Regions from separate parts of the Homo sapiens genome. Here region 2 is linked to region 1. The links are chromatin loops, found by intact Hi-C in ENCODE. Cell type or tissue: MCF 10A. All regions are shown on one strand. Links, peaks and the distances in the headings refer to the core of each region. The heading gives the core; the rest is flanking DNA. Region 1 has its middle 8.5 kb from the start of SLC18A3. Region 2 has its middle 2.5 kb from the start of OGDHL.

Region 1 (2,915 bases), core at 124-2,623:
ACCAGCTTCCTTTCCAGGTCCCAGCCCCATTCCTGAGCACAAACCACAGGTGAGGTAAGGGTCCCAACACCCCTCACCTCAGCACAAGCCCACTGTCCCCTGGCTCCTGCAGGGGTGAGAGGAGGGCTCTGGGCAGAGCCACCTGCAGCTGAGGCTGGACACTGGAGGGGATGGTGAATGCTTCAGCTCTTTCTTCCTGCCTCCACTTCCCAAAGGTGAGGAGCTTGAAGCCACCCCTGAAGCCACTCAGTATGGCCTCTTGTGCTATGAGTCACCCAGCCCCTGGAGCCCTGATCAATCATTAAAGCTACATTCATGGGGTCTCGGCACACAGGCTCTGGGTCCACCTGCCTGGGTTCAGATCCTGGTTCTGTCACTTCCTAGTGGTGCAGTAAATTACTTCATCTCTCTGTGTGTCAGTTTCATCACATATAAAGTGGGAGAGAATAATAATATGAACGTGATAAGGGTGTTGTGAGGAGCTGCAGGTTATAAAACCAAATTAGTGTGTTGTGAACTGCATTTAACAAATAAAATGAATAAAAGAGCATGCCTCACTTCAGAGAGGTTGGTATGCATGTGTGGCGCAAACCATTCCAGGTGTTTTTCTGCCTGAGGTCCCATTGTTTGGGCTTGGGAGATATGAGATGGATTCAACACAGGCCAAGAGCCCTTCATGACAAGACTGGGGTGGAGGCATGTGCACAGGGGCCAGCACTCGCCTGTGTTGAGGACCCCACTCTGCTGGGAAAGGGGGAAAGGAAACACAGTCAGCAGTGGGACCAGGACAGCAGGACACATGTGTCCTGGGCAGGCACCCTTGTGTGTGGCAGAGAGTGCAAGGTCCACACACCCAGGGCCTCAAAAGCCAAGCTGCACTGGTACATTTGACCCCAGGCAAAGAGAATGTAAAGCAGGAGGATGACCCATTAGACAACTATCTAATGAATTCCTACTATGGGGAAGAGCAACATTTCTTTTTTTTTTTTTTTTCTTTTTTCTTGAGACAGAGTTTCACACTGTCGCCCAGGCTGGAGTGCAGTGGCATGATCTCCACTCACTGCAACCTCTGCCTCCTGGGTTCAAGCGATTCTCCTGCCTCAGCCTCCCAAGTAGCTGGGATTAGAGGCATGCACCACCATGCCTGGCTAATTTTTTGTATTTTTAGTAGAGATGGGGTTTCATCATGTTGGCCAGGCTGGTCTTGAACTCCTGACCTTGTGATCCGCCTGCCTCGGCCTCCCAAAGTGCTGGGATTATAGGTGTGAGCCACCATGCCCGGCCTGGAAGAGCTACATTTCTAAAGGTTGACTCAGGGAGCAATTTGGGGGATCAGGAGCTGGTGTCAACACCGGGTGAGGGGATTTGCCAACAGGCTACTGCAATAGCCCCAGCAAGAGCTCTTAAGGACACAGGTCAGAATGTCTAGAGAAAGAAGAGATAAAGGGTGCCCAGCCCTCTGTACTTGGGGCTGAAAAGTCCCCCTTACCCAAGGGAGGACACCTACATTGACCCTGCACACAGGTCAGAGGGACTATGGAAAGAGAAGGCCACAGAGGAAGCCCTCAGACCTCCAAGCACCAAAGCCACACAGCCAAGTGGATGAAGAACTCATGAGCGTGAGTCAGATGGCCTGTGTCTCGGCACATTACTCATCCACCTGTGCTGCCAATTTTCAACTGATAAAATGGGGCCCAGAAGAGGACTGACCTCACAGGGGTGTTCTGAGAGTGAAAGCTAATGACAGTAAAAGCCTTCCGCTGTGTCTGGCACCATGACATCTCCTGACCTGTCTCTCTCACATCAGACTTGCCTAGACACGGCGGTGGCTGACAGCCTGGGAAGACACACTTCATTGAAACTGGGGGACTTTGCAGGCGCCACTGCTCCTCTCTGTACCCAGCCTGCAGTGACCATGCAAGCACAGTATGCGTGCTCCTCAGGGCTCAGCCTTCCCACTAGATGGGGCTTCCTCCTGTGTCTCCCCCATCTGCATCCAGGAGCCCCTTTCAGCAGAAGCCTGTTTACCTCAAGATAGATGATCTTGAACCCATGGCTTCATTAACAAAGCACACAAGGTAGATGGTTGCTATCTACCCACCCAGAACAACTGGCTCCTAAACAAGCTTGTCCAATTGATTTTCACTAAGCCCCCCTCTGCCACTGTTTGCCAGGCACTGGGATATAGAGCAGAGGCATAGCATTTGTCTCCATGGGCATCCTTCCGAGGCAGTCCCCTGCACACAGCCCCACCCTCCCTCTGCCCTGGTGTCCTAGGAGACCCCTGCACCAAACCTACACTTTTCCAATATGAAAAGGGAAGTGACCTGGCTGATCAGTGCTGACCTTTCTAATCATGACAAGCTTCGGAATTCAGGAGAGATGGCTGCAGCCTTCATCTGTCTCCTTGGTTTTCCCAACAAAGCCAACTGACTGTAAAATACAGTTTCCCTTAAACATCTTTTCTGCCTACCTGACTAGTCAACCAGGGTAGCTGTTTCCTGGTCTCCCCAGGGTGTGTCTGGAGTATTTGTCAAGAATACTTCAACTTCCTTCTAAGTGTCCCTGCATCCACTCCAAACTCAGCAGAACTTTGGCATAATGAGAAAGCCCTAAGTCTTTTCAAAACTGACAAACAGGCTTGTTCCTCCATTCCACAGTTATTGATTCAGGGTGTTCTGTGCCAGGCAGTGAGCCTGGCCACCTCAGCCCCCACCCTCAAGGCTGCATTCAGGGCGAGGAAATTGCCATGTGAACACATCCCCACCATTCAGTGTGATGAGTACAGTAGTGGATGCGTGATCATAACACAAAGGGGTTGAGGGGTGGGACACAGCTCAATTCGACCATAAAAGATGAATAGGAGTCATCCAGGAAGGCAGGAACTGGTATAATTTACAACAGGATCAGCTTAC
Region 2 (2,915 bases), core at 273-2,772, 160 kb after region 1:
AATATTTGTTGAATGAATGACTGAGTGAGTAAATGGACACTTGACTTGGATCCTGAAGGATGAGTAAGATTTTATCTGGTGCAGAAGGGCAGGGTTCATTGGGAATTCTTTGGACACAAGCACCAAAAATGACCTGGCTAGCTTCAGCCGAAAACGAGTTGATATGAAGGTTGTATATAAGGCAACTCACAGAATCAGAGGAAAGCTGAAAATTTACTTCAGGAAGCAGGGCTGAGCCATAGAGGAACTGTCTCTTCAAGGCTCTTCTGTTTTTCAAAATTCAAATTCCGGGTGAGAGGCAGTAATGTACTTGCAGTAGAGACGGAGTAAGGTGGCCAGATTTGAGAGACTTACGGGGATCAGCTCCACGGGGTTTAGTGGTTGACCAGATATGAGGGTGGAGACATAGATAACTCACAGGTGTCTGGCTTTAGTGACTTGGGCACAGTGGAACTTCTCAGTGAGCTAGGGAAAAGGAGAAGCTGCAGTTTGGGGTAATAGTGGAAAAGTTTACAAGTCAGAGTCACCGATTAAGAAAGATGGAAAGCCTGACACAGAGCAGCAGGCAGGAACAAGGCTCTTGCAAATCAAAAGGCTTCAGAGCCTTTCAGCCTTCCAGCCTAATTGGTGTTCTGCTAATTGCATTGATTAAAGCAAACATTTGGGGCAATCAACGCTCCCATGAGGGTGGCTGCCATTCTCAGAAGCCTGAGAGGATTAGTGGCAGTGGCTGTAGGCTTTGCAGAGATCTTCAGAAACAGACACCTTTCTTTTTTTCCCATGCCTGTGGCGTGTGTGTGTGTGTGTGTGTGTGTGTGTGTGTGTGTGTGTCAGAACATGGAAGTTTTTATTTATTCTAGTTGTACAGAACTTAAATGATACAGAAGGATACAGAACAAAATGTGAAAAGCCCCCTTCCACCTGCCCCAACCTCACCTCTTTTTTTTCCTTCCAGAGATAACTACTGGCCAGTTTGGCAAACATTTTTACAAAATTGTTTATGTATTTATATCCATATGCTTCTACAAACATATACATAAAAATATGAAATGGATCACACTAGAATATAGTTCCACGACTTGTTTCTTTTTTTCCCTTGTCTTGAAGATTTTTATTTAAACTCAGTATGTGTAGGACCACCTCATTCTTTTTCATGGGTATGTTGTATTCATTATAGGGATGTATGGTGACTGTATGTCACTTCTCTCCCATTGAATGAACATTTCCATTTCTTTTGACATTTACAGAAAAAAAAGGAGAAAAGAGTCCTCCTATATATTCCCTTTAGTACATGCAAAACTACTATGGTAACATTGATTTCTCTTTCTTTCTTTCTTTCTTTCTTTTTTTCTTTTTTTTTTTTTTTTTCAAGATGGAGTCTTGCTCTGTCACCAAGGCTAGAGTGCAGTGGCTGGATCTCAGCTCACTGCAACCTCCACCTCCCAGGTTCAAGCAATTCTTCTGCCTCAGCCTCCTGAGTAGCTGGGATTACAGGCTCCCACCACCATGCCTCGCTAATTTTTTTATTTTTAGTAGAGATGGAGTTTCATCATGTTGGCCAGGCTGGTCTTGAACTCCTGACCTCATCATCCCCCACCTTGGCCTCCCAAGTGCTGGGATTATGGGAGTGAGCCACCATGCCCAGCCTGATTTCTAAATTAAGTTTAACAATGGGTCAAAAGATATATATTCTTTGCAGTTTAATATGTATAATAAATATCTAGTAAGACCGTTCCACTGAATACTTCCTCATTAGTGTTTTTGAGTTCCCACTCCCTTACATCCTTGCCAAGATTTATTATCAGTTTTCTTTCATTTATGCCAGTCTGATAGGTGAAAAATCACATTTTGTTTTAGTTAGCATAAAACTGATAAGCGAGTTTGAAAATCTCTCTTTTTTTGAGGTGGAGTCTCGCTCTGTCACCTAGGCTGGAATGCGATGGCGTGATCTTGGCTCACTGCAAACTCTGCCTCCTGGATTCAAGCTATTCTCCTGCCTCAGCTTTCCAAGTAGCTGGGACTATAGGCACACACCACCATGCCCAGCTAATTTTTGTATTTTTAGTAAAGACAGGGTTTCATCATGTTGACTAGGCTGGTCTTGAACTCCTGACCTCAAGTGATCTGCCCGCCTTGGCCTCCCAAAGTGCTGGGATTATAGGCATGAACCACCGCACCCGGCCTGAAAATCTTTTTATATGTTTTTATATGTTTCTTTTTATATGTTTCTTATTTTGTATTCTTTTTCTACAAATTGCCTATTGATAGACTTTGCTCATTTTTCTATCAGGTTGTTTATATTTTGCTTGAATTCACATAAACTCTGTACATATTCTGAATAAGAATATTTTGTAGGTTGTAAATGTTGCAACATTTCTCCCAGTCTGTCACTTGTCTTAACTTTGTTTATAGATGCTTTGGCCACATTTTCATAGCTTTGATTACAGTCTATTATTATAATTTTTCTTTTATAGTCTTACTTATTGTTGTTAATCTCTTACTAGGCCTAATTTATAAATTAAACTTTATCATAGGTATGGGCCAGGCATGGTGGCTCACACCTGTAATCCCAGCACTTTGGGAGGCCAAAGCAAGTGGATCACCTGAGGTCAGGAGTTTGAGACAAGCCTGGCCAACATAGTGAAACCCCATCTCTACTAAATATACAAAAAATTAGCCGGGTGTGGTGATGGTTGCCTACAATCCCAGTTACTCGGGAGGCTGAGGCAGGAGAATCACTTGAACCCAGGAGGTGGAGGTTGCAGTGAGCTGAAAGAGTGCCACTGCATTTCAGCCTGGGCAACAGAGTGAGACTCCATCTCAAAAAAAAAAAAAAGAAAAAGAAAAAGAAAAAAAAATTATCATAGGTATGTATAGGAAAAAACAGGGTATATATAGGGTTTGATACTATGTGA

Evidence for each region. Hi-C counts contacts between places; a loop is a spot of excess contacts. Peaks named below come from ENCODE experiments on the same cell type or tissue, not always from the same donor. Only the 100,000 strongest peaks of a DNase experiment are listed, where the experiment ranks them.
Region 2: it touches region 1 in a loop (4-fold over the local background); 18 of 110 quality-filtered maps call a loop at or near these places.

What each region holds. Positions count from the first base shown.
Region 1 is chr10:49,600,305-49,603,219 of GRCh38, forward strand. No RefSeq gene overlaps it. Among named protein-coding and RNA genes, the nearest start is that of SLC18A3, 8.5 kb to the right of the region's middle. In MCF 10A, for the core only: no CTCF peak of the experiment used is centred there; a DNase peak (open chromatin) is centred at 1,657.
Region 2 is chr10:49,763,407-49,766,321 of GRCh38, forward strand. No RefSeq gene overlaps it. Among named protein-coding and RNA genes, the nearest start is that of OGDHL, 2.5 kb to the left of the region's middle. In MCF 10A, for the core only: no CTCF peak of the experiment used is centred there; no DNase peak of the experiment used is centred there.